Linked DNA regions of Homo sapiens: region 2 is linked to region 1. Evidence: read pairs that join two places in POLR2A ChIA-PET (ENCODE). Cell type or tissue: PC-9. All regions are shown on one strand. Each heading gives the region's core, and the rest is flanking DNA. Links, peaks and the distances in the headings are about the cores only. Region 1 overlaps GLS (glutaminase). Region 2 has its middle 41 kb from the start of GLS.

Region 1 (16,924 bases), core at 3,869-11,868:
AACTAGTCCGTAAGATGGCCCATGAAAATAAGGATCCTGTGTTTGTATATGATCTTAAAATATTCAATCCCCCTCTTGGAGATTCATGAGCATATGAAAGACTCTGTAAAGGTCTGCAGTACAGGAACTTAACTAGCTGAGCACACCCCCAAAATACTACTATTACTATTTGTGTTGATACCACTTCAAAAAACTTTCCACTTAGTCCTTTAGCTTCCCTTCCAGCCATCCTTTTCTATTCCTGCCCAGAGTCCAGAACAGTTTTCTTAATGGGGAATGGGGGTGGAACAAAGAACTGAAGAACATCACCCAGAATGTTCTAAAAACATACATAAACATCTCTCCCATTTCTTGTTGTCCTACTCCTACACCTCAATCCGATACATTTTAGGGAAAGGAGGTAAATGCATAGAGTTTGTTGTTTTTTATAGAGATGGGGTCTCACTATGTTGGCCAGGCTGGTCTTGAACTCCGGGCCTTAAGCAATCCTTCTGCCTTGGCCTCCCAAACTGTTGGGATTACAGGCATGAGCCAACATGCTCAGCCCATAATTTTGTTTAAAGTCTCCAGGTGACTTTGATATGCACTTTTCTGGGTTATAAACCACTGTTTCAGGTGTCCTTAATGTCTTTCTTTTTTAATGGGGTCAACTCTGAATTCTCAATTCCCTTTTTGCTCTTGGACCACAGAATACTGACTGGCTATTACAGATTATTCTCCATATTTCCACCTGGTCTCTCATTACTGCTTGACAATTTTTTTTTCTTGTTGGTTCCCGCCATACTTTCTTCAGGCCTTTAATACCAGTGGAGACCCCTAAAAACAGACAGAAGATCCTAACTACAACTTTGCTAAAAAGATAAAAACTGTTTTCATCGCTCAAAGTAAAAAGCTTCCTCATTTTTGAGACTACTTTTTATCTATTCCTTCAAACACTTATCCTCTAGATGCCCTGTTCTTGTTCCCTCACTGATCCCCTTTGTTTCTAGCATCTTTAACTTTTCCTCTTTCATTGGTTCTCTCAGTTTACCTTAAAACAGACACAATTTCATCCTATTTTTAAAAAGCAACACTTGACCCTATTGTTCTCCCTTCAGCGCTTATTTCCTGAAAGTATATTTTTAATTCCCTGAAAATTACCTTCACACTCATTGTTACCTCTAAACAGCGCTCTCCAAAGCTCCAGCAGCTTCCTAAGCCCTGATTCCTTCAGATCCCCCCAGCACCCTCCACCCTCTCACGACTTGCCTTCCATGCTGCTCCATCACCCTAATCTTCCTCCTGTTTGCTGCTTTGCAGATTCATTACCCACTTTCCACTGCCAAATACTACTCCCAAGGCAGTCCAATCTTCTTGTTTTTCAATATAATGTCCCTCAAAGAATTCATCTATTCCTCTGGGCACACTGACTTCCCCATCTTTAATCTAAATCTTTCTCCTAAGCTCCAGTCCTACAGCTCCACTTGATAGTCACTTCAAACTCAAAAACAGCAACAGTCCTGCCGGCTTCTCACCCTGGCTCCAGTTCATAGCCATCTGCCTACTTGACATTGCTTCCAGGACTTTTAATGGGCATCTCAGACTTATACCCAAAATGGAATTTGCTTTGCCCTGTCTTCTGCCACTCACAGTCAGCTCCTCTTCTAGTCTCCCCAGTTTGGGGATGACACTACAATTCACCCACTTGCTCAGGCCACAAACTCAGGAGTCATCCAGTGCTGCTGCATTCACTTATGCAGGTTGAGTCCTTCACAAGGATGCCTGGCCACAGGGCCAACACGGGTTACCAGCCCACGCTCTTCCCACCAAGGTGTCCTAGCACCCAGGTACATGTGCTGGGAGGAAGGGAGCTTCTTTACCCAGTGGTGCTGAGAAGTGCTTCTGCTTCTGGCCAGAGACAGAATTAGCTTTTTCTAATTCAGACAAATTCACCATACAGACCATGGGGGGTAGTCCTTGATTCTATTCTTTCTCTCACAGCCCACATCTAGCTCATCAATAAATCCTCTTTCCTGCAAAATATGTTTGGAATCCTATCACTTCTCACCACCTCTATCACTATTGCCTTAGGCCTCATCTGAACCACCACCTTATCACCTCTGCTGCCATAGGGATCTTTTAAAAACATCAAGGAACTCCCGTGCCTTTCCATCATATCTAAAGGAAAATCAAACTCTTTACCATGGCTTTCAGGACCCTAAAGGCTCTATTCCTGGTTACACTGCACATATCATTCCTACCACTCTTCCCTTTCCAGCTCTACTCCATTCAGAACATCTGGCTGGTCTCAGGCACTCAAGGCCTACAACTGGCTGCTAGAGATGCTCTTTCCCCAGGCTGTCAGGAGGCTCCCTCTCCCCCTCCCTTTGGGTAGGTCTCCATTCAAATGTTCTCTCAAGACTCTAAAACACTCCCCTCTTTTCATCACTCCTTATCCCTTACCTTGCTTTTCCCCTTCATATATATATATATATTGTATTGTTAACTATATCCTTTTTAACTATATTTGTTATATATAACTATATATAAAGTATATATATTTTTATATATACTTGTTTTTTGTCTCTCTCATTAAATATAGGCTCCATGTGGGCAGAGACCACTTGTCTTTCTGTTCCCCACCGTAAACTCAGTGTCTATCACACATAATAGGTGCTCATTAAATATCTATTGACTAAGTGAATATTCTCCCTCAAGGCATCAAATATTCAATTTTGGGTATTAAATTGCAAAATTAATTCCTCTATCGGCCCCCAACCCTGCATTTTATTTTTTTTGAGACAAGGTCTCGCTCTGTCACCCAGGCTGGAGTGCAGTGGCAAGATCTCGGCTCATACAACCTTCGCCTCTCGGGTTCAAGTGATTCTCCCACCTCAGCCTCTGGAGTAGCTGGGATTACAGGCATGTGCCACCACTAATCTAATTTTTGTAGTTTTTGGTAGAGACGGGGTTTCACTAGGTTGGCCAGGCTGGTCCCAAACTCCCGACCTCAAGCGATCTGCCTGCCTCAGCCTCCCAAAGTGTAGGGATTACAGGTGTGAGCCCCTGTGCCCAGCCCATCTACCTTAACTTTTACATCTTTGAATATCATTACAAGATTTATTCAATCATTAACTGATGCCTCTGCTTCTGGTCCTTCTTCCACCCTCCAAAACCTCTCCACATACTTCTAATCATATTCTCAAAACATTGCTCTAATCACTACAGGTTTCTAAGCAGCGGAGTATCAAGAAACCCAAAATCATTCCTGATAACATTTAAGTTCTTCAGCCTTGTATTCAAGGTTCTTCAGTCCAGCTAACTTAATTTTTCTTCTCAACCTCAATAGAGCAAAATTGGTCTTACTGCCCTTGTTTTTGTCTTGGTGTCTATGCTCTTAAGAACACCCAGATTCCTAATCAAATCCTTCCCTTCCCTCAAAGACTAGCCCGAAAGTCCCTTCCTTGCTGTCAGTCTTCCCCAGGCCATCCCAGCCCAGCATTCATTATCTATGTAGCTTATTGCCAGCTGCCCACACAGTGCCCTGTGACAGCATGTGCTAGGGACAGAGTCAATTAGATACCTCCACTCCCACCACAACCCTGGATCTACCTCCTGCTTCCTCCCACAGTGCATACTATTCTCCTGAAATCATTTTTCCCCACCCATTTCTCACTGATATGTTATTCTTACCCATTCCTGTGAACTCTGCTCCAATCTCTTAAATCAAAAGTAATCTCCGTCTACCTTTGCTGCACTATGGCACTATAACACATGACCACATGGAGCATTTGTGTGTCTTACTTCCCCCACCACTAAGAAAAATCCAAATTCCCCTGTATATACCATTAATATATTAATTACCCAGTTATTATTTTTAAAACTATGTTGGTACTTCTAAGCAATAAAGCCTCATCTGTTTCAGTGACTGGATATAAGAACTACACATTCCCCTTTAAAATTTTGAATTTAGACCATGCTCGTTTGAAGAGATTTTATTATAGTATGTGTGTAGCACTTAGTCACTTCATTATTCAACATTTCAAACGTTCTAAAAGTCCATTTCTTATTAATAAGGCCCAAAATAGAAGATTTTAGAATATACTTGGTTTATTCAGAGTATATTGTTATTCAAAAGCATGAGAAAAAAAAATCAGGAAACTTTAATGTACAAAGGCTTTGTAACTAATCAGAAGGGAAAAACACTAGCTCGCCTTAACAAAATTATTAAAGACTAACATGGAAGTTTGGTATTCTTCCCATGAAAACAAAAGGCTAGCTATGGAGCTGGATTTAGTCCAAACCAGAAGATAGGTGCTTGAACACAAAGTGAGTGTAATTCTCTCCAAAACAGAAAAGCACTAGGAGGCAGCCCATGCACAGGCACTATTTAAAAGCAAAACCACAAATTCCTCTTCTTTCTAGCATCAACAGCCCCCTATACTTTTAAGTTTACATAAATTATGAAATGAGCTGTGGGTAGAATGCCACAAAAGAAAATGAAACTAGTTTAACACTTTTGAGACAACAGATGGAGTATTTCATTTAGGGACAGTCTGCTTCCTGGTCTGTTAAAGAGCGCCACGAGTATTTCCAACTAAGCTGACACACCCTCTGGAATGCCTATCATAGCAAACAAACTGAAGGAGAGGGGCACTCTAGAAGATCAGTCATCCACCTCCACACCAATACTTGCAAAGGATGTAGGTGTGCTAACCATTGATCAAAGCTCATTCCCCTATTTCCCCACTGGATACTTGAGTTACATTGATTTTAAAATACCTGTCAAGGAGGCCAAAGTCCAGAAAATAATGGGTTAACAGTAAATGCCAGAGGCATGGAAGCTATGTTTTGATAAATAATTCCTTACTATAAAGAAACAGACTATACACAGCCGCAATAATAGCTATTAAATTAAGGGCTCTGATGTTTAATGTATACCTCCCCATGGCAAAGAGACACTGCACCTGGGCAGAGAGCCATTAAAATTTATAAATTAACTGTTAACAGTTTCCCCTTCATCTTGTAGATTTTCCAGCACTACTGCATTTTTCTTATCAAGTCTCTTTATCAGAATCTGCCCGAACCAGACAATCTTATCTTAGTTTATTTGTACAAAGTCATGACAACAGTGGGACAAAAAATGTTACAGTTCACATGAGTTCACTTAACACTGGCATGCTTGGCATAGCAAATCTCACTTTTTTCCAAAACAGCTAGAAGCAGGTGGGGAGTGTATCAGTTTTACACATCTAAAACATGGCATTCCTAAGTCTTTAATCCTATCATTATCCTACTCAGTTTGAGCTTGTTTAAAGGTTGAGTTGTGTGACTTCTGTAAATGCCCTAATAATTCTGTACTTATGAGTAAGTAGCAATTATTAGAATTATATACTCACATTACTCTGTATTTATATAGTGGATGACCCTAAAACATTCAACATTTTAAACAGTTATAGTTGTTTTTAAAAATCCCTGACAGGCTGGTTATAAAATATGTTGATAGATATATTTTATTTATTACTACCACTGAGATTAAGGACCCTGGCTCAAGGTCACACAGCATATGAATTAGTGATGGAGCTTGAGTAGAACTCAGGTATCTGGATTCCCAATTCTGTACAACTAGACCATGATGATGTGAGTCCTTAATAGATCTCAGATTGTTATCCAAAGCACAGAAGGAAACCAACGGATTAAATATCAATTTAGCTCTAATCCATAAAAGTTCTTTACTCAATATTGGAAGGAAGCCTAGATGGGACCAAAGCGGGAGGGGAGAAAAGGAAGAAAGGGAGAAGATGGAGGGAGGGAGAGACGGAGGAAAAATTGGTTCACTGGTTTTACACTTTACTTCAACTATTTAATTTCTAACTCCATTACCAACTGCCAAACCAAAATTTCCTCTGTTTTTCATCTTTAGTTTCTGTCTTCATATAAACATGAATTCAGCCTGTTTGGAACTGCTATAATGAAAAAAAAAAGCAGGTAACTGAAAAAACATCCTTCTGTTTCTACCACCTCTAGTTTGAGATAAGCTGCTCTCATTTCCAGCTCAGTACAGTATCTGTTGTCATGGAATAGATACTTTTCTTCAACTGTTAAATAAACCATCATGACTCCAGATCCAATTTTGTTTTAAAGGCTTCACTCCAACTTGGCAGATTATAGTCTTTAAATGAAAATAAGCTTTCAGCCTGCTTTTATATTTTCTTAAGGTCAAATTGAGGCATACTACCTATTATACTGTGGCTAAAGAAAAATTTTAAGTTGCCATCATATGTAAATTAATCACCTTGCCCAAGGGTAAAAGTAAACCTGTGTATTGTGTATGTGATTGAAGATATTTCCTCTTTCCTTTACTACTGAGCTTATTTAATATTTTTAAGGATGTGTAAAAAAAAATTATACTACTTTTGTAATTAGACAGTCTGAGTATGAGGCCACATATTCCTAAGCTTTCCAAAGATTTACTGAGACACAGTTATTAATATACTATATATAGACAAAACTAATCCAAACTGATATGATTCGGAGGGTTGGGGAAAAAATCTTTTATAGGAATAGCAATTCAATAAATTCATGCCCATATTTCCAAACTTACACAAATGCAGGAGGTTCTCATATAGTAATTTCAATAGAGAGGAATAAATCAAATAGCAAATTTTACTATAAAGGAAAGAAGCTCTGTTTTACAGAAATTTCACTTTAAAAATACAACCTCAAAATGGTACCTCCAAGAACTGCATTCTGTTCTTGACTTTGCTAAGTAATAAACTCCCTTAAAAGCATACAATTTTCAATTTTTTTTTCTTTTTTTTTTTTGAGACAGGCTCTCGCTCTGTTGCCTAGACTGGAGTGCCGTGCTGCAATCATGGCTCACTGCAGCCTTGACCTCCCAAGCTCAACTGATCCTCCCAACTCAGCCTCCTGAACAGCTGGGACCACAAGCATGTGCCACCAAACCTGGATGATTTCTTTGTTATTTTTTTGTAGAGACGGGGTCTCACTATGTTGCCCAGGCTGGTCTCAAACTACTGGGCTCAAGCAATCCTCCTGACACCCTCCCAAAGTGCTGGGATTACATGTGTGAGCCACCATGCCTAGCCTCAAAATTTTTCAATGACCAGTTTAATCTGAAATAATTTCACTCATTTGTAAACTAAAAAGTCATAATCATGTCAAAAAATCTGACAACCTATGAAGACAAAAAATTAAAGATTATATATTACTTACAACAAAATAGTTAATATGAAGCACCTACTCTCTCGACTCAGCTAAGTGCTCCAAATGTTATTTCTGTTATTAAAGGACAGGAAACATTTAAACAACTTCAGCAAGGTATCAGAGCTGGTAAGTGGAAGAACAAGGGCTCAAACCCAGTCTGGAAGATGCCAGGGCCAGTGCTTGCAACTACTATCTACTGGGTCAAGCAATTTCCTAACAAAACCTGGGACTTCCTCAATAATACAATACCAAGACAGAAATATGTTGTGATAGGAAATCAGAAAATAGCAACAAAGAAACAATTTATAGAAAAATCAGAGATATTAATTTTATATTGAGGTGCTACCCAAAGGTGTTTTTTAAATGAAGGGAAAATAAAAGAACAAAAGAAATAATTCAATTTGATAATATCACAAATGACAAATAGAAAAAGTTATTACCTTTATTCTTTGCATTTAAAACTTTAAAAATGAAATGTGAGTTGGGTGAATGTGAATAAAAGCAAATATGACTGTTACGCTACTGGCAGCAAATAAATAACTTCTTTTCTCAGTGGCATATTATTCCAGTAAACACCAATGAATGGTCTAAAAAGATACCAATGAGGTCATAAGCATCCCTCTTTATATATCCAATTATAAAAGTAGCTAACAATATATCTTTGTGTGGTCTGAAAAACAGCACTCCTAATCAATAAGCCAGAAAGCAGAAGAGAAGAAAAATAGCAATGAGCAAAGACAAAGACAGCTACTCCTCCAAAGAACAAAACTGCAGACCTTAAGCATATCTGTATTGCACAGACAACTATCAAAGTTTCTCATTCACTATCTTTCTGGTCTTCTCCCACTATTATACAAACAAGTTTTTGTAAAAGTTCATGAACATTAGTGAATATTACATTAGTGTGTTAGGATAGAGGACAAGGTTCCACATTTCTGGAATGATAAAGTGCTATATTTAAAAAACAAGTACATAAAACCCAAAAGTCAAAGAACTTAAAAGCGAATTTAAGACAGGAAGAGAAGACATTCATCACCAAATACACATATTAAACAAAAAAAAAAAATCCAGGCCATTGGAATCAAACTATTCTTACAAAGACACCATTTTGTGTAAATTAAAAATAAATAAATACAAACAAGGTCCCTGAAAATAGATGAGGTTCTCTTCCTGCTGTGAAACAACACGGTTTTAGCATTCATACAGGAAGAATTATGGTTTCAATTCAGAGTTTAAGGTCCTATTTCTCTTAGCATGCCTCAAATCCTGCTACTATAACAAAGCCAGGCACATGGACTTGAGTTTTCTATAGTTATTCCAACCCACAATACTAACACAATCTTTACTAATTGCTTTAATGTTAGAAAAGAAATCCCTCATTTTCACTGGTCTCCAGAGCCTTACTTAACTCCCTATATTCTTCAATGTTTATTTCACATTTCTATTGTGAAACGTTCAACATGTGTGCTTTATGGAGCATACTCACAGAAGAGGTGTAATAACAGTATGTTTCTCTAATGCTGTAACTTTTCAAAGCACTTTCATAGCCACTTTATTATTCAAATTACATAGCAGGCTCCTCCAACATATAATACAGAAAATTGCTGGAGAAAAGCATATTTTAAGACACTAAAAAATAAAGCAATTGTTCTATCTAAAAAAAATTTAGAAAGGACATCATGTAAATATAAAACCCTCATCTTACTAAATTATCTATGCTTTCATACAGTTCAATGCTCCAAACTCCTTAAAATACTCTTTCCTTGACTGCTGATATTGCACTATGCTGGATTTTCTCTTCTCTGGCCACCTTTCCCTAGTGGAAGCCTCTCCTACTCTATCTTACCTTTAAAATGATGGTTTCTTAGGGTTCTGTCTTTGATACACTTTCCTTATCACTTTATACTATCACCTTAAGCAATCTCACACACCACCCCAGCTTCAAATACTACTCTTCATACTGACCACTCACAAAATTATAGCTCCAACTTACACTGCTCTAAGTTTTAGGCCTAAATCTGACTGCTTACTCAACATCACTACTTAGATATCTCACAAATATCTCAAACATTAGCTAGCTTCTACATACTGATAGTTGTCTAACCATTATCCACTACCCACCCCTTCCATACTAACAGAACCTCTATTTGTTAAAGGTAGTATTGTGTCCAATTAAAAACACTTTCCCAGATTCCCTTGCAGTTAGTCTGGTCAATGAGCGTCAGGTGAGTTTCCAGTAAAGCTTCTTTCTTTAGATTTAGATATCACTCTTTTCTTTTTCTCCCACTTTGGCCATACAGGTGAGGCTAAAGATGAAACAGCCACCTTGCAACTCTAAGTTGATAGGCGTGATTTCTAAGATCAACACACTTAAGGCTTGTGTAACAGAAGTTTACCTTACTAATGGCACTAGCCCTGGTTGGTTTCCCTGATAGTCCCTGAGACTTTCTGTTATATTAGAAAAATAACCCCCATATGTTTAAAGCACTGTCAATCAACCTCCTGATATCCACAATCAAACAGATCCTTCATTGTTACAATAGCCAAAGTTAAACTAATTTCTTCCCATACTCCCAAGGTTTGCTTTTCCAGTGTTCTCCATCTTAGTTAATGCAGCAGCTTTGGCCCTGTTGCTCATACTAAAAACCTGGTAGTCAGCTTGATATCGCATTCCTTTTCACCCACCAAAAACGATCACCAAGTGCTGCCAATCCTATTTCTTAAACACATCTCTTATTTACCTATTTCTCTCACCTCTAGTCCAAGCCACCAACACATCTCGAGTCCAAAACTTCAACTTTCTCTCTCTTTAATCCATTCTCCGCAGAGCAGTATTTAAAAACCAAATCATTCTCTCCCCTTTTTTAAAGTCTTCAAAGTTTCAGCCGGGTGTGGTGGCTCACGCCTGTAATCCCAGCATTTTGGGAGACCGAGGCGGGCGGATCACGAGGTCAGGAGATCGAGACCATCTTGGCTAACATGGTGAAACCCCGTCTCTACTAAAAAATACAAAAAATTAGCCAGGCGTGGAGGCAGGCCCCTGTAATCCCAGCTACTCGGGAGGCTGAGGCAGGAGAATGGTGTGAACCCGGGAGGCGGAGCTTGCAGTGAGCCAAGATCACTCCACTGCACTCCAGCCTGGGAGACAGAGCAAGACTCCGTCTCAAAAAAAAAAAAAAAAAAAAAAAAAAAAAAGTCTTCAAAGTTTCACACTAAACTCTGAATAAAGTCCAAAATTCTTAATATAGCATATAAGACCTTTCAGAAATGTCTCCCAAACTGTGTCCTGAGGACAACCTACAGCAGAAGCACCTGGGGTGCACATTAAACATTTAGATTTTTGAATCCAACTGTAGGAATGGGCCCCAGGAAGCTAGCTGTATTTTAAAATTAAGACACTCTAACAATTCTGATGTACATCGAAATATGAGAAGGCCCACTCTACATAATATGGCCCCATCTCTTAGGAGTCATCCACAGCCAATCTCCATCCACCTCACCTCACTCTTCTTCAGCGCATTTGCCTTCTTCTTTCCCCTTCTCAAATGTGCTAAACTCCTTCCTGTTCTGGGGCCTTCAAGTCAGACTAGCCTATTAACACTATTCCATATTTCCTCTGACTCCTTCAAAACTTACACACTGTATTACCTTCCAGTGAAAACCAACCATATTTAACCACCCAGACAAAACAAGTTCTTATTGTACCCTCTCCTAGCATTTTTTTACTTTTCTATCATTATCATTATATTTGCTGAAATATTTTTTAAAGAAATGAAACATTAAAGATACAGCTAACCATGCTCTCTGCATCCATTCCATTCCCTCCTGGCAGTAAGCTTTATCTAAAGATTGGTGTTCATGTTCTTATAGTTTTATTAGTAACTACATTGCATATTTGTGTCTCATAAAGTTTATTATAGATGTACAAAAATAGCATCATATGGCATATACCATTTTGTAACTTATTTTGTAACATTTAAAATGAATTAGATCTACATGCATCAGTATTAACAAATCACTTATTACCATTTTAATTATTTTCAGTATTTATTCAGTACCTGTATCCCTGCTTAATTGCAAACACAAGTTGGATCATACTTGTCTCATTAACCACTCACTGCATATCCTAAACACTTCACGGTTTCTGGCACATATTAGGCAAGAAATAAACATTAGTTGAATAAGAACCTATCAGTGAATAATAAAGCACAGGAATAATGCTAAGGTTAATTTATATAGATCTGAATTGCACAATCAAATTTAATTAGCTAAATATCTTGAAATAATTCTGTTTGTGTGCTGTTTGAACAAAAACTAGTGAAATGCTGAGGGGGATGGTAATCTTTTTTAGTTCTTACTTGGTAGAAAAAAAGACCAAAAGAAAATAATTTTAAAGGTTATACATTTTCATTTATATAGAGGGATCTAATCTTGGATATTGGTTGGGTACCAGAAATGAAGAGAAGAAAACAACATGAGGAGAACAAAATTCCTATTTAGAAGGCATTAAAAAAAAAAAAAAGTTTGCTAACTAAGTAAAACAGGGATTGAAAATATTGAAATGGAAACCAGGAAGCCAGAAGAATCCTGGACTTCAGCCACTTTCTTAAGGTCACACAAGTGGGAAAGCAACTTCATAAAAGCAATGAGTTATCTGACTACAAATTTACACTTATTACAAAAGCAATTCTAGAAGAGAAGCAGAGCAACTTAAAGTGGGTACGTCTACAATAAAACTGCTAATTTGCCAGAATAAGGGCATTCAGATAGGTGGAAGTTATTTTTTTGGTTATCCTTTAACAGCAGAATTGTTTCTTCATAGTCCAGTAAAAAGAGACATTAAGGCAGAAATATTTTATTGGTATGATTAAAAAGGATTAATAGTATTAGTCACCATAGAATGTTAACAAAATCACTTGTACTGTAATTTCATCAGATGTCAATGAAGTTTCATTGTGCATTAGATGCAACGTTTATTCATCTCAATTCAAATATTCATCTCAAACAGTATTATTTAGTTCATTCTTTATTTACATTATAAATCTTGTGCATAGACCTGGATCAATGATGCATATACTTCAAGGATCTAAGTAAAATAATAAATAAAGAATAAGCTATATTATACTGAAGAAGAGAAATTTGGACTTTTACATTTCATGTGTGGTTTTCTTTCGAACTTTTTAAAGAAAATTAAACTACAATGGCAAATGTCAACATCAAAAGATTTGGAAGTGAACATATATAAAGATACGGAACTGAAAACCCATTTCCTGAGTAACTTTGATATAATTTTTTAAATTACCTCATTTTGGCCCAAAATAAATTATAATATGAAACAATAAAAAATAGAATATTTGAAATTTAGATAATATATTCTGAGTTTTTCAACTAAAATCTTTAATTTGGAATGACTGTGAGAAAGAACAAAACAACAGAACTTGGGTGGAATTCAATTAATAATTTATACCATGATTTTAGGTATCAATCTCATTTAATAGAAGAAAGTCAAGCCTTAAGGATTAAGCTTTAAGCTGTCCTCTCAAAAGAATCTTTGAAATTGCCCTTTTGTGATGATTTGTGAAATAACACAATATAAAACATATATAAACACATATAACACATATAAAATAACAAAAATTTATAATTCTCATCTAGATCTAAAAAGTTCAGCAAGAGACTGATTATCATAATTGAAAGTTGAATTTTACAATAAAATGGTTCAAATGTGAGTAGTTACATTTGTGTAACTGATACTAATATTTCATCATTTTTATTTTGGAATGCATAATATAAAAGCAAGCAGACTTTATATTGAATGAGTTTATACTGAAACTTGTAGGGAGAAGAGCTACTCAGGCAGTTTAAATTTTCAGAATTAAGAAACCAATACTATAATATTTTGAGAGCAACAATATTTAAGTTTTAACATTTTGTAAGTCAACAAAGCCTTTCAAAAGTTAACATATTTCAAGAACTCAATACACACAGTCCTTCATAAATATTAAAACTCCAGAACTATGAAATGGAGATTGATACTGAAGACAACATGTACTATAGACAGAGTAAATAAACAGACAAATTAGGAAACTTGGGGGCCACTCACAGATCCAAATGTCTAAAATAAACAAGGGAAGTAGCTAGATATTTTGCATGTTTTCCAAGAGCTAACATGCAAAGAAAACAAATTTTTCTTAAGAAACCATTTGTTTAGAACTTGACTAGTCTTCTATTTATTTAAAATCGTTTTACTTATATATTTAATCTAACCTCAAAGGAATTTATTTTAAAAAGCCAGTGATGTAACATTTATTTTTAGATTTACATTTCTGCTACAGTTTTCTTTCAAAGATTGCAGGGTAATGTTTTATTTTTAGAACTACTGTGTAACTTTAACATTTACTTCTAACTTTACTAATTTTTAACAACTGGGACATAAGACTGCTTACTAGAAAAATACAATTAGTTTTAATAAATGCTGATGGTACCATCTGCCAAATAACTTATAGTCACATTAACTACTGCCAATTATGCTTCTCTCATTAAAACTAAACCACAAACAGAAACATCTACAAACAGAAAGTCCATCCTAACAAAACACAAAACAGACCAACCCCCTCAAGAGAAAAAAATCTAAATATGCTAATAGAAAAAGCAAAGTGCTAGGAAACCTGGAAAAGGGGGCTGAGTGGGGTGGGAGTCTGTACCAGGTAACATTTAAGATTACTTTCAAATTCAAATCTGTGATTCTAAAAAATATATAAGATTATGGTAAATAAAAGTACATCAAAATTCTAGAAAGGTTGGACTATGTTTTAAAAACAAAAGAAAGCCTTCGGCTGTTTTACAGAATATAAATTTAATTATAGCTCAGGATTCCAAATATAATTGCTGTGCAGAGGAGATTTTCATTATATAAACATAAATCACCAGAAACATAATATGAAAATAGAAATTTAAAAACTACTTTGGGTAAGAATTTTTTCTTTCAAAAGCTAAGCCTTCCAAATAGATAATTTTAATTATCTGTGGTTTTAAGGCCTGAAAGTGTTTCAGCAAGGTAAATACCTAATGAAAAAATACCATTATTTTTAATCATACTATGTACAGAAAAATCATATCCTCAGATATTGAAATATGGCTTAAAAATAAATACAATGAATTATTCTTTGCCATTGAGATGTGGTATATAATTTTTCTTTAAAAAAATTCCATAATTAGTAAATGAGATTTAGAGTTAAATGTATAGTAAAAATGTTACAAGATTAACCGACAGAAGCAGTTGGCACCAGCTCACCTGTTTCTAACGCTTGCCTTTTGAGGGCAAGATTATAACTTTTGTTTTAAAGCAATACATGATGGTTTTCAATAATAAGTATTCTGTAATTTACTGGTGAATGAAATTTACAAAAAAAAAAAAAAAAACCCACAGATTCCGCCAAAAAAGCAATGCAATCCAAGTGCTAATTAGTATCCTATTCATTTTGGTTAAGGGTTAATGGATCAGGAAGCCATTATAAAGTTTTTTATGAAAACAGGTTTTCTATACATGGCATATTTAAAAAATCTCTATTAGCTACAACTTACAAAAATTACTAAAGTAGATCTACAATCTACAAAATAGAAATGGCAAACAAAGTCAACTTAAATTCTCTTCCTCTCCTATGTTCATAAAATAGAAAACATTTTAAGACCATAGTAACAGAATCACTTTGTTAAATAAGCATTTATAATCAGTCTACTTAACATACTATTTTAAAAATAAGTACCTTTTCTATTACTATTTAAAAAGTTAAGAACTCTACGAAACATCACATTTTGCCCGCTGTTTCATGTTGGATAAATATTGCCTCAGATCCTCTTAGAGTAGTTTTCTAAATTTCTCAAAGTCATGTGCATTTTATGGTATTCAGATTAATAAACTACTAGCTGGAGGTTGGGGTATAAAATAAAAGAACTTCCCCCAACCCAATTAAATTCCTTCCATTTCTAATTAAATTCCTTCCATTTCTAAGCAATGTTAACAAACAAAGGTTTTTAACTTTGTTACAATTTGAAATAAAAGAAAAATAGTTGAACTTGGATATACTTGAGTGTATGTTTATGTATAATTTTGCCCTTGAACTACATGACAGAGAAAAGACCGAGTAAGGTAAAGTCCATTCTCAGTAAGTCTAAATGAAAATCTGAGCATAAGGCCATCATGCATGGTAACAAATTTCCATTTATGCTACATCTCCAACATCTGGTTTTGGTTTTATTACACAATGCAAATACAACATTAAATATAAAATGGTAGAGAAGTAATTGAGAAGAAATCACACGTTAAGTATTCTGATCGTATACCTTTAAAAAATGCTTTCTAGCATTTTCAAGGCCATGTAGGAGAAAAACCAAACTTTTTACAGATGAATAGTAAAACAGATTCTTAAAACTAAAAACTGTACCACAGTAACTAAATAAAACTGTTCCATAAACTGCTCAATATAAGTGCATTACTTCTTTTAAGTCAAAAACAATTTAAAAAATACAATCCTTCCTTATAATACATTTTGGAAAGTGCTTTAAATTCCACATGAAATCTAATATTCTTGGTTTCACTTTTCCAGAGTTCCCCCAATATTGTTAGTTACTCTCTTACCCTGGCAGTCCTGGTAGTGAATGGGAATGGTAACAGAAACCACAAATCTTTAAAGTCAAATTGAAGAAGTAAAGTATGTTATACTTTACCAATTCTAGGGCAGCAAAAATTTTAGGGGTTCTTTTGTGTCAAAGCTTGGAACAGGAATAGATCAATGAATAATTTATACATAGTACACAATGTGAAAAGAACTGCTCATCATTTTCAGAATATGAATGGGTAGATTAAGGTACATAGATAAGGAAATCATATATATGTATGCACAAACGTATATACATATGCACAAACATATGCAACCCACACATTATATATAAATTATCAGGATATAGGCTGACATATCAGTATATTTCAGCAGTTCTTTCCACATAAATATATGCCTATTAAATATACACTGTCAGATCAAGATCACCAGGTATTTTAAGTCTCCTCTCTCTTTACTTCAAATAAATTTTTTAAAAAAATCTTTAAAAGCAAGTAATCATAAACTGTTACATATATTGAATATATCATTATACTGGAACTCCTTATTAACTAATTCTAAAAGAACTTCATTTAAAAATCCCACAGATTAATACAAATTCATGTAAACAACAGTATTTCCCCTTTCAAATAGTTTTAAAACTTCTACAATATATTCAGGAATCTCCAGAATATGAATGGCAGATTTAATTAAACATAAAAATGTAAAGTACTATATTTGACCTACAATACATGGAGCCTCTATAATTTGTACTATAATTTGGATCATGCTGTGGAAATATACAAAATTCCTTCTGAAAATGTAATCCCCTCAGAAACCAGTTAAGGTGAATTTCTGTATCACTGTCATTCTGTTTAATATAAATTCTACTGAGATTAACAGTTTTATTCTAAAGCAATATGATGATACTCTTCATTTGGTTTAGCAATGTTTTTCCTATTATTTAGGCAACAACAGATAAAATGAGAGTTACATAGTGAATAACAACAATATTCCTCCTCAGAAAGCAGAAATAACCTACAAATAGGGTTGCACTTTTTTTAAAGTTACCAAATGGAAAAACCACCAAAAAAATTGAGAGAAAAGTTTTTATTCAAATA
Region 2 (16,924 bases), core at 5,332-13,331, 110 kb after region 1:
GGCGGAGGTTGTGGTGAGCCAAGATTGCGCCATTGCACTCCAGCCTGGGCAACAAGAGCGAAACTCGGTCTCAAAAAAAAAAAAAATCATAGCATTTAAAAAGATATATAAATTATAAATATTTATATAGCCATAGAGATGTCAGGAAGTCTTTCTTTGTGACAAAATATTTTCTCTATCCTAAAATAGCACTGTAAGCAATATAGCAGAGGGCTCATCCTTCATATAAGTGTGGTATTTTAATAAAAGAGGGAAATGAGAAAAATAGTTGATCTTATGCAGAAACTCCAAAGTCCTCGTTGAGAAATATGGAACAAAGTAGAGCAAGTTAAACTATTAGAGAGAACAGATGGAAGCTTCCTCCTGAGATAATCATGAGCAGAATTCTTAGTACCTTCCTGGAAAATTTTGAATACATCCATCTTCTCAATTTTTTTTTTTGAAGAGGGAAATATTTATGAAATGAGTTTGTACAAGACTGGCTGCAGTTCAAGTTTTGCAGAAACAAGCTGCTTATCTAATTCCTGTCTGAAGGACATTTATTTTTATTAGCAGAAATTGCACCAGCTATCCAATGCCTCCCCTCTTCAATGGGAAAAAAAATCTTGAGAAAGTCCTTTGAGGACTTTTAATTACACCTCAAATAATTCCATATTTGTATTATCAACTGTACACACACACACCCGATTGAGAGAAAATACGTAGATAAAGATATACACACATCTTAATAGAAACAAAAAGGAAAATATATTTGCATATTCATACTAAAGACCTTCTAAGTAGTTCTGTACGAAGAATAATAAATTTATGTTTGAAAAACTTACTTTATTTACAAATAGACATGAAAATGTTGGCTGAAGGTAAATTCCTGCTATAAAACATGGTCCTGAAATTTGGTTTTGAAATTCATGTACCCTGTCCTTCACTGAAAAACAGAATGACTTTAATGAAGATAAAGAACTTTAGTTCAAACATGCATTAATTTAAAAAATTCCAGTAACATATGAACTGTAAATAGGAGCCTTGTTTTGTATGCAAGTTTGTACCTTTCTGAAGCCCATCTTTCCAGAGGATCATGACTGATACCCAGGAGACCACTTCCCTGAGAATTACGTTTGGATTATTTGTCCTGAAAGCATCTGCTCTCTTGTCCTTGAACACTCATCTGCCACTCTTCTGCCCACTCACCCAGCCTGGTGAAATCTTCCTGCAGTTTATTCTATTGACTTGGCATTTTACTAACTGGAAGTTTCGTGTCATATGCCACTTTGGAGATTTCACGCATATGTTCACCTGTGAATCATTTACCAACCTGTTTCATAAGGATGCTTTAGAGCCAATCTCTGATATGCCTCGCTGTTTAAACCTCTTCATTCAAGCGTAATGGAATGTTCAAGTGGAAGTTTTGGCTGATGTCCTAATGTGAAACGTAACGGGTACCCAAGAAAATTGTGAATTTATGAATTTTAGAGTGATACTAGTAAAAGTTACAGTACTCTTAGAGTCCTTACTCACATCAATGGCATGAAAGGGTGTTTTTACTAGGCATTTGTAGAAGTGATATATTTTTTAAAAGGGGACACCCACTTCACAGAATCTCGAACTCACTGTGAAGGGAGTATCACCTCCACTTTTATCTCAAGTCAAGGGAGAATCTTAAAGTGAACCAACAAAGTGAACTCTTAGTATATAAGGGTAAGAAGAAAAGTCAAGTTTCTACAGAGAGGAAGGGGAAAGCAAGACCCACTGAATAAATTTAAGTTAGTGAGGGAAGAGAAAAAAGAAAGTTGTTTTTCTGATTACATTGCACATGTTAGTGCTTGTTCAGTTCACTGACTACACATGCAAGCACCATTTAGCCTATGACCTTATGGTTAGTGTTTTTAGGGCAGTTTTTATCCATTAAGTATTTTTCGTGGTGATTTCTGTTTTATTAAATTGTTTTTAGTACAGAATCCTATCAAACACTTCCAAAAACATTATATCTATTGCTATGCTTAGCAAGACATTTAGTTTTTTTTGTTCTCTAAGAAGTCTAAAATGTTATTTAGACAGGATTTCCCCCGATAAAATAAAATATATTTTCTACCAACATTAAGTGTGTACAAGTTTTCAATGATCTTTTATTCCACAGTAGATGCCATCATTAAACCTTAGAAAGAGATGAGACTGCGCCGCTCCCCTGCCCTTTTAAAAAATCAATAAAAGACAGAATAATAAGCTGAGAAAGAGAAGTCAGAGAGGTAGAACTCTCCAAAAAGCCAGGGGAAGTTTAAAGAAAGAAGGTCAATAGAGTCAAATGATGCAGAGATGTCAAGGATAGAAACAGAAATTATTGTGATTTAGTGAGTCAAAGTGACCTTTTTGTGTCTTTGAATCGAGGGGTGAGATGTAATACAATAGTGCAGAGCGTGGAGGAGTAAATGACAGGTGAGCAAGGGAGGATAAAGAGGAGCAGTGCTTTTTCAACAAGTTTGTGGAGGGAAAACTTTTGTGTTTTTAAAGTAAGGAGACTTATGTCTCCTTGAAGGCTGAGGAAGACAAAACATAGAAAGTGCAGGACTAAAGGGGTGAGCGTGTAAATGGGGTATGGCTGGAACCTGGAGGATAGAAAAGGAGAGGAGGATGGGGTATGTGTGGAAAGAATCACACAGCAGAAAACACGCAAAGATAGAGGTAAATCAAAGGGGAAGACAGAAGCTGAAGGAGTTTGCCACTCTTGGTCTCAGTTTTCTATGTGGGGTAGGTGGTAGTTTTATTTGCTGAGTGGGTATGTGAGTGGAATAAGGTTGCCCCTTCACAAGGGAGAGTGGAAGCTGAAATTCCCAAGGGAACATCTTTTTCTATTTCTTACAAAGGCACCATAAGGAGTAGCTATGGCCTTTGGTAAGAACTTTAATATTAATAAAAGTGGCGAAATATTGGAAAAATATCTGTTTCTAAGGAGTCGTTCTATAAATGGTTAGCTAATTCGTTGTAGATGACCTAAGCATGATCACAATTTGATCTAATTCCTCTAATTTGTTTTTGCAGAAGCAAAATGTGGCTTGGGAATCCCCTGATCCTCCTAAAGCAAGACATTAAATTTGGGCTTATTATATTTCAACTGGACTCTACCATTTAGTGATTTTAGAGTCTTCTAGTATTCATTTTTGAGTCCCTCAAGATACTCAAGTATACTTCTTGAGTTTTTTTTTGACATGTCTAAATTTTAGTTGATACATTTAACACATGTGCTTCTGTGATACCTTCTTACTTTTTGAAAATTGCCTTTCCTTGTATAGCATTGTTCTTTATATTACCAGTCTCATTTAGCCTTTTTTTTTTGGAAGAAACTGATCTGATCTTTTTATTAGTTTTTTTTTCCCCCTGCGGGTTAGGATTCTTTTAATGGTCTATTATTTTAATTTTTTCACTTTTCTCATGGACAATCTCCACATTTTATGTCATTTCTTTTTCTTGAAGTAACTAACCTTGAATGGAAAAATTGGTATTTTTCTTTTCCCACCAGCATGTTGAATCATCCATTTGTCTGGTAACTTGAGACAGCCGGTAGAGGAGTCACAAGAGTAGGTACCTTTCCATGAGCTCACCTCTGTTCCACTCCCATCTCATAAAGGGTGTGACAGATACTTCACAGAAGGCAAGGAGAAAACAGGTCAGAAGTATGTTATTGGGGGCTTAGCACTGATTTTGGTTCTGACAAGCTGGCCACTCAGAGACAGCAGTAGCTATGTCTGTCTCAGTATGTGGTAGACCATGCTGTTGGGCCCATATATATATAGCCTCCATGCCTGCCACTGGGGCTACTTCATTCACGTACCCACTGTGTCAGTTCTGGGATGACTAAAATCAACTGGGTGAGTCATTTTGTCTACTTATCTGTTGAGTACTTTTTTCATGGTAGTTGCTATTTGCTGAACATTAAGGGACAATACAAAAAATCTTCACACTTCATGCCCCCTCCCATGTTTGTTCACAGATTCAGCAATTTGTCTTTTACTTTGGAGGTAATGGCCAGTGGACTCCTAAATATTTCACTGTACTAGCAGGTCCTGAGTCTTTGTAGAGTTCATCTTCCACCCTTTGGAGCATGTATCTAACCAAGGCTTCTAGCATACTGGCCACCTCTTCCTCTTTTGTCCAGTCATCATGATTTTATTGATGTGATGAATCAGGGTGGTGTTCTGAGGGACTCATAGGTGATTCAGACCTTTTCAGACAAAATTATGGCAAAGGGTAAGAGTGTTACCATAGCCCCAAGACAAAATCGGAGATCAATATTATTGTCTATTTCATCTGAATTCAAACCTTTTCTGATCTTCTTTCCTAATTGGAATGGAAAAGAATATGTTGTCCAAATCAATGGCTAAAAACTAGGTACCTGAAGTTTTATTAATCTGCTTAGCACAGTATCACATCTGGCACAGTAACTATAATCATCAGGTTTACTACTTGATTAAGTCTGTAATAGTACACAGTTATTCTCCAGGACCCAGCTGGTTTCTGCACGGACCACATTGGTGAGTTAAACAGAAATGGAGTGATTACTACTCCTGCATCATTTAAGTTTTTAATTGTAGCAATCATTTCTACCATCTCATGGGATATGATAGTATTTGTTTGTTTGTTTGCTTGCTTGTTTGTTTGTTTTGAGACAGAGTCTCGTTCTGTCACCCAGGCTGGTGTGCAGTGGCGCCATCTCAGCTCACTGCAACCTCTGCCTCCCGGGTTCAAGCAGTTCTCCTGCCTCAGCCTCCTGAGTACCTGGGATTACAGGCACGTGCCACCACGCCTGGCTAATTTTTGTATTTTTAGTAGAGAAGAGGTTTCTCCATGTTGGTCAGGCTGGTCTTGAACTCCCGACCTCAGGTGATCCGCCTGCCTCGGCCTCCCAAACTGCTGGGATTACAGGCATGGGACACTGTGCCTGGCGATACTGTTTTTTTAATTTATTATCTTGGCTAGGGTTTGGGGACAGTTTCAGAGGTTTCCACTTAACCTCTTCCCCTATGATAGCCCAAGGACCGAATGTGGGAGTTATTCCAAATGCTAAGCCAATTCCAATGATATTCTCAGGAACTTGGGAAATGACCACTGAGTCGATTCCTGAATCCAGTGGGTGAAATTTTAGCCAACTCGTTTATTACCTGGCCCTGTAGACCACCACACTAGTGGAGGTGGAGGGGACCATAACCATGCTTTGAATCTCTAGATATCAGTATTATCTCTGCTTCTGACTAATAATCCTAAAAATGTTTATTTGTAGGCACCATCCACCCTCCCCATGCATTTTAAATGCCTGCATCATCATATTTGCTACAGCATTTTACTTCACCAGGATATTTTTCCAGGTCATCATGAGTGAAGTCTTGAGCCACTGAGCCACTACCACCTTGTGCCAAATACTATCTGTGCCCTGCCTGCCAACCAGGATGACAACCCTTCACCTGCCAGGTGGTGAGTGAGCCAGTCCCAAATTCCTACTTTGTCACCTGTTTTCTCAGCCCATTTCTCAACATCAGTACCATTGGTGTTGACTTGGGTCCTCCAAGAGTCAGGCTTCAAGATAGGATAGAGGAAAAAGAGGTTTGTTAGGGGCAATGTCTGTGAGAGAAAAATAAGGTAGGTAGGGGGTAGAAAATGAAGGCCAGGAGAACCGTCAGACTGCACAACCCAGGCCTGACCTGGTTGGATGAGTGAAAAAAAGGAAGAGAATTGGGAGAATCACCCTAGACTTCAGTTTAGCTCTAAGAAAGTTTGGCAAATATTGGGAAATCTTAGAGTCAAAGTTGCCTATCAGAGGAGCTCTGTGACTCTCAGAAGCAGGTCTGCCTTAGTATCCCTATATTGCTCAGTCATTGGCTAAAAGCAGCCTGTAGGAAGCACGAATTTGGCTCAAATACAATGATGATTTCAGAGCACAGCAGCCAAGGGTGCCCACAGGCAGAAATCTGAAAGGTGCATTTTCATAGTTACCACAGATCAGAACAGTTGGAGGATCGTGAAGAAGAGCAATAATTATTTTTGTAGGCAAATAATAATAGATAACCGGTATGCAAGAAGAAAAGATGATCTTTCGTGAAACAAGGTACATTCTCTCCTCCTTTGGGTTGACCTGTCAGTTCACTGACATGAATCTATTGGTTGAAAGCTGATTAAGCAGCAAAGGTCTACACACAGTACGAATACCCAGAAAGAGCAAATGTAGATCATTGCAATGTCCTTGAGTGACAAGGGGGTGGAGGCAGAGAGAGAAGCTCTGCTGATTCAGACTAGAGGGAATTTTCCACCCATCACAAAGGTTTGGCTTACATTCTAGAATCTAGACAGTGACTGAGCAACATATGCTAGAAAGTTGGTGCTCTGCTGAAATTGGGCCCCGAGATATTTTTGGAAACTTTGATGCCCATGAGGAGGGAAAACTGCCAATTTGAAGTGAGAAGAGTGTTTTCGTGTCTCTAAATGTAGAGTTTATGGTTTAGTTTTTGAGAAAATTACTATTTCGAAAAATAATCACTGTGTTGGACACTTAAGAGAAATTGAGCAGGACCCAATTTGGAATTCAGACAATTAAGACTTTGAGGAGTTAAACTATGAAAATTTGTCTCCATTGAGGATGGAGATATATTTCTGTGGATTGTGTCCTTTAGGAGAATGTTTCTTTTCTGAACAAGGAGTTAAATTTCATTGTGTCTGAAACTATTCTTGAGTGGTGCTTTTGTGTCATCCTGGGTGAGCCTTCAGAAAGAGGAGGTAAGGAGTGGAGAGCCACTTGGGCAGAAGCGATATGGAGGTATGCATTTATATTATGCTGGAGAAGAGACCCTAAAGGGAGTGGACTGGGTTTGCAAATTCCCATGTTGGACCAAGCTTTTCTGATGTTGTTCTGAATTATGTAACTAAACACCTACTCAGTCTTTATTAGTTTGTTTTAGAAAAATAAACCATTTTATTCAATTGCTCAATTATTATTGAAGTCCTTCTAGGCTCAGGCACTATTTTAGTCACTTGGAGTATGTCAGTGACAAACACAAAAAGCCCCTGCCCTGTGAAGCTTATTTCTTATCCCTTGGATGTTCTATCACTGGAAAAGTTAGTCTTGGGTTGGAAATGGGACAAGGAGAAGTAATTTCTTCTGTCTTGGCCTTGGGCATTAGGGCCTCCGTTCTGGGAAAGGACAATGTGCTCAAGAAAGCGCTCAGTGGAAGAAGTGAGCCAGCCCTGTAACATGTTGGCTGGCTGGCAGCCAAAGTGAGAGACATCCAACTGAGGACTGCTGTGGAGGGTCCTTGGCTTGTGGACTCTGAGAACTACTATATCTGGCATAAGGTTTTAAACTATCAGGGAAGTTCCCTTCTGTTACCTACCAACCCTTCAGGGAAGTCTTGTTAAGGAATACAGCCTGATCTTAGCTACCACTGTGGGGATTTGAATGCCTTTGACCTCCATGGGGGTGAAGTGGTATGAAAGGCCGTTCCAGTGTCTGGCAGTAATGAAATCTGACCCTCAGAACAGAGCAGCAGTCCCGAATCAGCTGATGGGCTGAGGTGGCAAGTCATTGTGCCTTTATCAAACAAGGGAGCCCTTCCTGGGAATTTCCTGAAATACTTGGGAAGTAGATCCTGGTAAAAATTGGACTACCTGAAGTTAAGTTTGGACTATTGTCAAAATCCTAAAGCCAAGTGTGACTTCTAGGCTGGAAAAGCTAGGACTTCTGGGTTACATAGCACCTGAGGGCTTCAGGAAGCACGAAAGATAGGATTTGTGTGCAGGTTCTAAGTTCTAAGGTCAGAGCCTGAATCATGGAGTAAAATGTGAATCAAAGTTTTCAACAAGGATATGTTAAGTAGGGTTTTACATTAAGGCCACTCAAGAATAATTCTGTGTCTAAATTCATCTATACATATTCTTGTCAATAATTGATCTCTGTGTTAGTCATTATTTCTATTGTCTTTTTTTCTGAAACTTCATAGCAAAAGCACATCTAACATTTCAGATCACTTTAAGGATAAGATGGGGTGAAATAATACACCCTCTGGAAAGCTAATTTCTCTGAAAAAATGCACAGACCTTAAGAGAAATTTGCAGGTATGAAAAGTGATCATTGGTAAGTTATGCAGTCTCTGACCTTCATCCATTCTTTCTTACCTCCCAAATAGAGGTTTGTGAGAATAATAACATATCCACATATGTATTGCCACAGAAACAAATATACCAAACATGTAGTCATATACATTAAACAAACTGTGTCACCCAGGTGATAGGAGTAGGAAATGCTCAGAATCTCCTAAGGTGTGTTATTTAGTATTTAGCATTTTACATTTATCTCATTAAAGTTTTGTGCTATATTAGAGCCTATATGGATCAATAAGCACTGCCAAACTGCTGAAGGCGATACAACTATTGAAATGTTTAGCACAAAATTTACAATGCTATAATCTCACATATTATAAAACCTAAATTCTGCAGCAGAGGGACCTGGACTCCTAGACTTCAGCTCTGTTTCTATTGCTCTTTCTATAATTCTTACTATAATTACTATAATTTCTGTTGCTTTTACTATAATTCAAATTTATTGTTTTTGATGTCAGAGTCTTTCCTAGAAGTTACATAAAACTCTGAAATTGGATCAGGCCAGTTGGGGAGTATTATGATAGGCGCTAGAATAGTGAAATTCGACCAAAGTTTGGAAAAGAAAGGACTGAAGAGAAGCGGTCATCTTCTTTCTCCCTTCTCCCTTCCTGTGGTTGATTGCAAAAATGGCTGCAATACTTTGCAGCTCCTTCCAGCAAGAAGTGGAGTCTATTTCCCCACCCCCAAGATCAGGTGGGCTGCTCTTGAAACTTGCTTGGGCCAAGAATGTGATGGAAGTGATAGTTTGTGTGTTTTTTATTTTATTTTTTTATTATACTTTAAGTTTTACGGTACATGTGCACAACATGCAGGTTTGTTACATATGTATACATGTGCCATGTCAGTGTGCTGCACCCATTAACTCGTCATTTAACATTAGGTATATCTCCTAATGCTATCCCTCCCCCTCCCCCCACCCCACAACAGGCCCGGTGTGTGATGTTCCCCTTCCTGTGTCCATGTGTTCTCATTGTTCAATTCCCACCTATGAGTGGGAACATGCGGTGTTTGGTTTTTTGTCCTTGTGATAGTTTGCTGAGAATGATGGTTTCCAGCTTCATCCATGTCCCTACAAAAGACATGAACTCGTCATTTTTTATGGTTGCGTGTGTTTTGAATCCAGGTGTCAAGAGACCTCAGAGCTTTCATTCCTTCTGATCTCAGACTCCTGCCCAACATATCTTGGGCATCAAGGGAGACCGAGAGGGGCAGAAAGCTGCAATAGTTGAACAGTCCTAGACTAACCAGCCCTAGCTAACCCACCAGCTGCCCACGGATACATGAACAAGTCCAGCTGTAAGATCATCTTAGCCTGTACAAAGCCAAACCACCAAGCTGAGCCCAGTCCAAAATGCCAAACTGCAATTTGTTTTGAGTCACAAAGTTTGGGGGCAACTTTATGAAATAGCAAAGTCTGATAGCTCTAACCACATCTATGAGTCACACAGCCTAGAAATGTTATCAAGTAAGTATTTTCCTCAAAGTAAAAGTTTTATAGAGTCACTTAAATCAGTGCTACTAAAAGTGCTGATCCAGAGAGACAAAGAGCTTGCACCAGAATGTCAATCTGTACACTTCTTCCCTCATCAACAAAGTCTTGCTGCAAAAATCGTGTCAGCTGAATTAAATGGTGTGCATAGTTGACATATTTGGTTTATATTCTTGTGCAAACTGAAAATACTCAGATAGTAAGAATTTAGGCTTTTCAGGCCATACAGTAGTTGTCACAATTTTAGGCTTTGTATACCGTACAGTCCCTGTCAACTTTGTCAGTATAGCACAGAAGCAGCCATAGGCAACAAATAAATGAATGGGCATGGCTATGCTTCAATGAAACTAAGAAGCAGACAGCAGTCTGGTTTTGGTTTGTGGGCCATAGCATGCTGAATCCTGAATCCTAAGCCATTTCAGCAGCTCATCCCGTCAAAGCTCATTATCGTGTCTGCTTTTATAATAATGTCAAAAGAATGTAGGCAAGAGCAAAAACAGAATTGGAGATATCTTTCCTTAGAGACCAGAAAACCAAATGCCTGAAATAGTTGTTTCAGATGCCCCAACATGGAGATAGAGGGATAGAATGAAATATGGAAAATTGTACATAATTATTTAAAATGTATATGAGTAATAAAGTGCACAAGTACTGCCAGTCAAGGCCCTGGGCCAAATTTGGAAAAAATAAATATTCTAAGAAGGTTTCATTTCAAAATGTTGATATCTCAACATTACTGCTTAGCAGTAAGGAGTTGGAATATTCCTTCCCTCATTTTTTTTCTTCCTCCTTTTCTGTCTTCCTCATCCTTTCCTTTTTTTCCTTTCTCAACCCAGAGGAAAAAATTTCCAGGCACCATTGAAAACCAGTATTACATTCCTGAAGAGTAGGTTCATAGAGCAGCAGTTAAAACTTGTGGTTTTGCCATTTAATTTTCTTTCAGTGGTTGCCCCATTTGATTTTCTTTCAGTGTAGTTTGGAGACAATACATTTCTGTCTCATTAAAGTATGAGACAACAATGTGTCTTTAGATTCACCCTGACAATGGGCAGGGTGTGCCCCTGTGAGGGAGTGTTAGGAAGAGGCACAAAAAAAAGAGATGCCAACAATCACTGTCTATTTCTCAGAAAGCACACTGGGCAGATTTCCAAATTCCCATTACATTCTGGGATTTTTTTTTAAATACAAAGATGATTAGTTGCTTTGACAAATATACTCCTCCCCAAATAACAACTGCTATCAAAATCATTAGAGTAAAACAAAAATCTCTAGAACTACATGTTCTGTTTATTTTAATGAAATATGAAATCTATATCTTAAGAATCTCAAAGCTTCTTAAGGTCGAGACCTCTTTTAAAAGAAGGTGAAGTTTGGGTTACCTTTTCAAATGGTTTCCCTTTTTTTGTATTTAATATTTTCTCTACCTTTTGATTAAGCCATTGAAAATCCCTGGCGGAATGCAAATGTAGGAAGAATAACCCACTAGGAATCACAGCCATTGTCAGTCACTAACAATTTTTCTCAGACTGGTCAAGCATATTTTCCAGAGAGAATAAACATGGTGTCATGGCTACTAGGGAGGGTTAGGCGAGAATAAGTCCCAGAGAATGGAATGCCAGGATGCCTTGATGGGGTGCCACAGCTGCAGAGAGGGTTGGGGTAATGGGGAAAATTAAGGGGCAATGGGGAAATTAGAGAACTAGAGATGGCAGCAGAGGCTGTAAAAAGACGATATAGATACATGTTAAATTTTGCCTAATTCCCAAATTTCCTTCAGGATGGCCATAGCCAAGAGAGCCAAAAATTACTTGTCATGGCATGAAAAGGTGCTGCTTATTTCAGCAGGGAGAAAAGGCCTAGTGTCAACGGCTGAGCATCCTTCTTCAGCACATCTGTAGGCTGATCTTCATCTGCTAGGATGCCATAAAACCTCCCAGGAGGCTCTTGGTGCTCTCTTCTTGACCACAGATTGATAACTCCTAGGGTCCTCTAAGCATGACTCTCTTATCAGTGCATCACAAACATCATACATATATAGGTCTATGTGTATATATGTATATATATATGATGTTATTTTGTGATGGCATGATATATATATCATTATATATGATATATATATCAAGATATGTATAATGCCGTTTATATATGACTCATCCATTCTGTCTTCTGATGTTTACATTCTCATACCCATGTTCTCCACTACTTCTCTCTTCTTCCTCCCCTCCAATAATCAAATGATATCCTTTCCACTTCCCTATGTCTCCTCTTTTCATCAGTATTAACTAAGTCTTCAGATAGGGCATTGTGAGAGCCAAAAGCTCATTGCAATAACGTTTTACTTTTCTCTTTACTGTTGTAGTCAGTAGTCAATACTTCTTTTTAGTCATCCATAGCAAACTCATCCTCTCAAGGGGACAGATGAAGATCATAGCAAATTGAAAGCTGAGAAGTACTACTTTAGATACAAAAATACTGTCGTCAGTCGCCAAACACTCCATTCTCACCCCCAAAGCTGTCATATGATTATAAGAACTGAATAGAATTATAGAATCTCAATGATTCATAAATTGATTCATTTATTCACCAAATATTTTTTGAGCAACTATTATAGGAAATACTCTTCCAGGTTCTGGTGATACAAAGTTAAGGCATGCTCCTTGCCCTGGAGGAGGTTATCATCTAGTAGGGGAGCCAGATGTGTAAGCAAAAAATTACAATAGAGAGTGATAAGTGCATAATGGAAGTAGCCACAAGGTATCATTTTGTTCAGTTGAGGTAGTCAAGGACTCTGCTGGGTTGGACTAGAAAAACACTTCCCTTAGGAAAAGATTTCGAGCTGAGCGTTGGGAAATAATTTACAATGATAGGGGAAGCAGGACGAGTGACTAGTAAAATTTGCCTTGAGCATCAAGTTCATGTAGAAAATTGGTAGGAGATTTTAGCCCTAGGCAGTGGAGCTAAAAATGATAGTGGATAAATGTGTGAAATGTTGAGGAGGTAAAATGAGAGTTAGAGTTTAATAATATGAATGAAGAGGGAGAAGATGTTATTTTGCCCACTTCTGGCCTGATGCAGAAGTCTGGCCCTAGCATTCCTGAATGGTGGCTCACCAGGCTCTGTTGGGACCCTTCCAGGAGTAGTAGCTGTCTGCCTCACAGTACAGCAGCCTGTTCTAGTCCAGACAGACTGGATTTTAGAGAGAGCTTCTTTATATTGATCTGATATCTGCCTGCCTTTAAATTCCACCCCATCTTATTTCTTTATTCAACAAAGACTAGGTCTGTTTTCTTAGATGTAGATCTGAGACATCAAGATACTTACAAATGGTCATTTTTGTCTCTCCTTGGTCTTTTCCAGTCTTCTTTACTCAAAACATTCCCAAGGATTCAGGAAATTTCTATCACTATCTATCTATCTATCTATCTATCTATCTATCTATCTATCTATCTATCATCTATCATCTCAGCTACTCACATTTCTCCAGAGGTTGGATTTGGTGTCACTAATGTTTAGTGTCATTGCCTTAAAATATGAAACTCAGTGACTGAGGCTGTTATCATATCAGCCTCTTGAGTAGCCACAGTAAAATAATAAAAGGACAAAACAAACATGGGAGAAAGAATAGTATGTCTCAGCCAACTTTGGGCACACTGCCTGTGAGTTAGCCCTGCTCCACGAGGAGCAGCAGAAAGAAAGAAAAAGAAAGAAAGAAAGAAAGAAAGAAAGAAAGAAAGAAAGAAAGAAAGAAAGAAAGAAAGAAAGAAAAAGGAAGGGAAGGGAGAAAGAGACAGAGAGGGATGGAGGGAGGAAGGGAGGGAGAGAGGAAGGGAAGAAGGAAGGAAGGAAGGAGGAAGAAGAAGAGAAAGAAAGAGAAAATAAAGAAAGAAAGAAAGGAAGGAAAAGAGAAAACAAATTACGTTTCCTTAAAATATCATTCACTAAGAGATTGCCACCTCTTCCTGGAGATAAATGTCCACTGCCTTAGTCATTTGAAGTAACCATCTCATTTTGTTACTGTAGAAAAAAATATAGCTCATTGCAAATAAACCCAACATAGAGACTAAGATAATAAAGTAATATAAAGCTAAAAGTGAAGTTTGAGATAATCTTATCTAATCCTTCATTTTACAGAACAGAAACCAGATGATTACTTGGTGATGAAAACAAGTAGTAAAATTACTTGTTAAAGCCATTAGGAAAATAGTTAATTAATAACTCGACAATCTTTTGGCACCAGATTAACACCACATAAATTACTTTCTAATCACAAAGGAAAATATCACTGAACAATGGGGGGATCTAATGGTCATGACACTGAATAAACAGTTATTTCTAAAGGTGGTTCACCAAGGTAATATCTTCTGATGGGATTCAAAGTGGAGTGTCTAACATCACCTATGATGTAATGTGGTCAGAAATATCTAATTAGAATACAGAAAGTTTGACAAACGGTGCTGGAACAAATGGATACCCCCATGCAGAAAAAAGAACTTGAACCTCTTCCTGACACCACATACGGACATTAACTCAAAGTAGATCAAAGACTTAAATATAAGAGCCAAAACTATAAAACTTTTAGAAGGAAGCATAGGTGTAAATCTTCATGACTTTGGATTAAGCAATGGTTTCTTAAATATGACACCACCCAAAGCACAAGCAACCAAAGAAATAAATAGATAAACTGGTCTTCATAAAAAATTTTTTTGCCGGGCGCAGTGGCTCACGCCTGTAATTCCAGCACTTTGGGAGGCTGAGGCGGGCAGATCATGAGGTCAGGAGATCGAGACCATCCTGGCTAACATGGTGAAACCCCGTCTCTACTAAAAATACAAAAAATTAGCCGGGCGTGGTGGCAGGTGCCTGTAGTCCCAGCTACTCGGGAGGCTGAGGCAGGAGAATGGCGTGAACCTGGGAGGCGGAGCTTGCAGTGAGCCGAGATCGCGCCACTGCACTCCGGCCTGGGCGAAAAAGGAAGACTCCGTCTCAAAAAAAAAAAAAAAAATTTTTTTTTGCATGAAAGGTCACTATAAAGAAAGTGAAAAGAAAACTTACAGAATGAGAGAAAATGTTTGCAAATCATATACCTGATAAAACCTTGCATTCAGAATATGTAAAGAAGTGGCTCAATTTAAAAATGGGCAAAGGGCTTGAATAGACATTTCTCCAAAGAAGATACACAAATAGCCAATAAGCACACAAGAATATGTTCAACATCTTTTGTCATTAGGGAAATGCAAATCAAAATCACAATGAGATACCATTTCATACTCACTAGAATGAATATAATTTTAAAAAAAACAAGTATGGGTGAGGATATGGAGAAACAATTTAAAAAAGAAAAATAACAGGTCTGGGTAAGGATGTGGAGAAATTGGAACCCTCATGCATGGCTGGTGGGAATGTAAAATAAGGCAGCTACTGTGCAGAACAATTTGGCAGAACTCTCAAAAAGAGTTTTCATATGACCTTACAATTCCACTCCTAGGTATGTATCCTAGAGAAATAAAAACCTATGTCCAAATAATAACATGTACAGGAATCAGGAATATTTGTTGCAGCACTATTCATAATAGTCAAAGAGTGGAAGTTGGCAACCCAACTTCCACTGATTCCTCCTTGTAGCTGGTATTTAACTGATGAAGGAATAAACACAATGTGGTACAATGGAAAATTATTCAACCATAAAAACTAATAAAGTACTGAATAAACCCTGAAAACATGCTAAGCGAAAGAAGCCCAACACAAAAGACCACATATTATATGATTTCATTTATATGAAATGTTCATGTAAGGTATGGGTCAAGCAAAGAAACCAAGGTACATCCATGCAAACAGAAAGTATATTAGTATTGCCAAAGGATGGAAGAAGGAAGAATTGGGAGATCCAGGGTTTCTTTTTGCTGTGATGGAAGCATTCTGGAATTAGACAGTGGTGATGGTTACACAGCATCGTGAATACACAAAAAACCACTGAATTATACACTTTTAACAATTAAAATGTTGAATTTTATGTTATGTAGATTTTATCTCAATAAACACTTTTTTTTTTTAAAGAATACACAGTTTTAGACACGACTTCTATTTTACAGTTGATTCAAGCAATAGGGAAACAAGTTAAATGATACCAGGTGAAAGCAACCAGACAAACCCAGAAGGTGGACCAATCTATAGGACAACTGGACTGGTCTTTTTAAAAAGACACTAACATAAAAGGCAGATTGTGCTAGCCTTTCAAGTATATGTCAGAATACCCTAAGAGGTATGTACTCTTAGACAGAAAGAATAAGACATTTTAATTGTTTTATTAATTAGTATTTTATTATTTTCCTCCAAGCATATATACTGCTTCTCTAATAATAAAAAGTGTATTATAAGTATTTGCTTAAGGCCATTTAGCTAATTTAGAGAACTAGTAAAAACAATTCAGGAAGACTGAAAACCACCACGTGAGACTTATTCCTTAAATATTGGAGGAGGAAAAAAAAGGAGGAAGTTCCAAACAGCTGGGTTTGAAAGTGGAAATAATATGGATGTGTTGGTATACCATGAAGATTTTCCTGTTTGTCCCTAGATTTCTGTTTTTTTGTTTGTTTGTTTGTTTTTCTTTCTTTCTTTTTCTTTTTTTTTGAGACAGAGTCTCGCTCTGTCGGCAGGCTGGAGTGCAGTGGCACGATCTCGGCTCACTGCAACCTCCGCCTTCGGGGTTCAAGCGATTCTCCTGCCTCAGCCTCCCGAGTAGCTGGGACTACAGACGCCTGCCACCACGCCTGGCTAATTTTTTGTATTTTAGTAGAGACGGGGTTTCACCATGTTGGTCAGGATGGTCTCGCTCTCCTGACCTGGTGATCCACCCGCCTCGGCCTCCCAAAGTGCTGGGATTACAGGTGTGAGCCACCGCGCCCGGCTTTCTTCTTCTTCTTTTTTTTTTTTTTTTTTTGCTCCTTCACCTCCCCCCTACTCTTCATCCTTCATTTTGTCCCGTTTCTATCTTCAGGTGCCCAACTCATGTCCTTCTTGTTTTCTCAGTTTCTTTGGATGGCCCCTCTTTAAGAGTCTGTGCTTCTCTTCCCTGACATGTGTTCTTTACTCAAGGGAAAGCAGTTGTTCTCAGGATCAGATTCTAGTTTGTCTCTGGCACTGTTCACAAAAGTTACTCTTTTCAAGCACAGGCAGTGGAAGCCGGATTCACCCTCCCAGCCTTGAAGCCATCACGTTTGTAAGGGCACAGGCTGTAGGGGGTAGTGGCCAAAACTCCCGGCCCCAAGTATAGTTTAGATGATGGAAGCTTAAACATCCCTG

What was found. Peaks named below come from ENCODE experiments on the same cell type or tissue, not always from the same donor. Only the 100,000 strongest peaks of a DNase experiment are listed, where the experiment ranks them.
Region 2: POLR2A ChIA-PET joins it to region 1 with 11 read pairs; 3 of 35 experiments call an interaction of 5 or more read pairs at or near these places.

The regions. Positions count from the first base shown.
Region 1 is chr2:190,935,545-190,952,468 of GRCh38, reverse strand. All of the region lies in intron 14 of GLS (glutaminase), which reads right to left. Among named protein-coding and RNA genes, the nearest start is that of GLS, 63 kb to the right of the region's middle. In PC-9, for the core only: no CTCF peak of the experiment used is centred there; DNase peaks (open chromatin) are centred at 4,568 and 5,198; H3K27ac peaks cover 1,429 bases.
Region 2 is chr2:190,831,297-190,848,220 of GRCh38, reverse strand. No RefSeq gene overlaps it. Among named protein-coding and RNA genes, the nearest start is that of GLS, 41 kb to the left of the region's middle. RefSeq lists an enhancer at 3,697-4,896. In PC-9, for the core only: no CTCF peak of the experiment used is centred there; a DNase peak (open chromatin) is centred at 9,520; H3K27ac peaks cover 5,099 bases.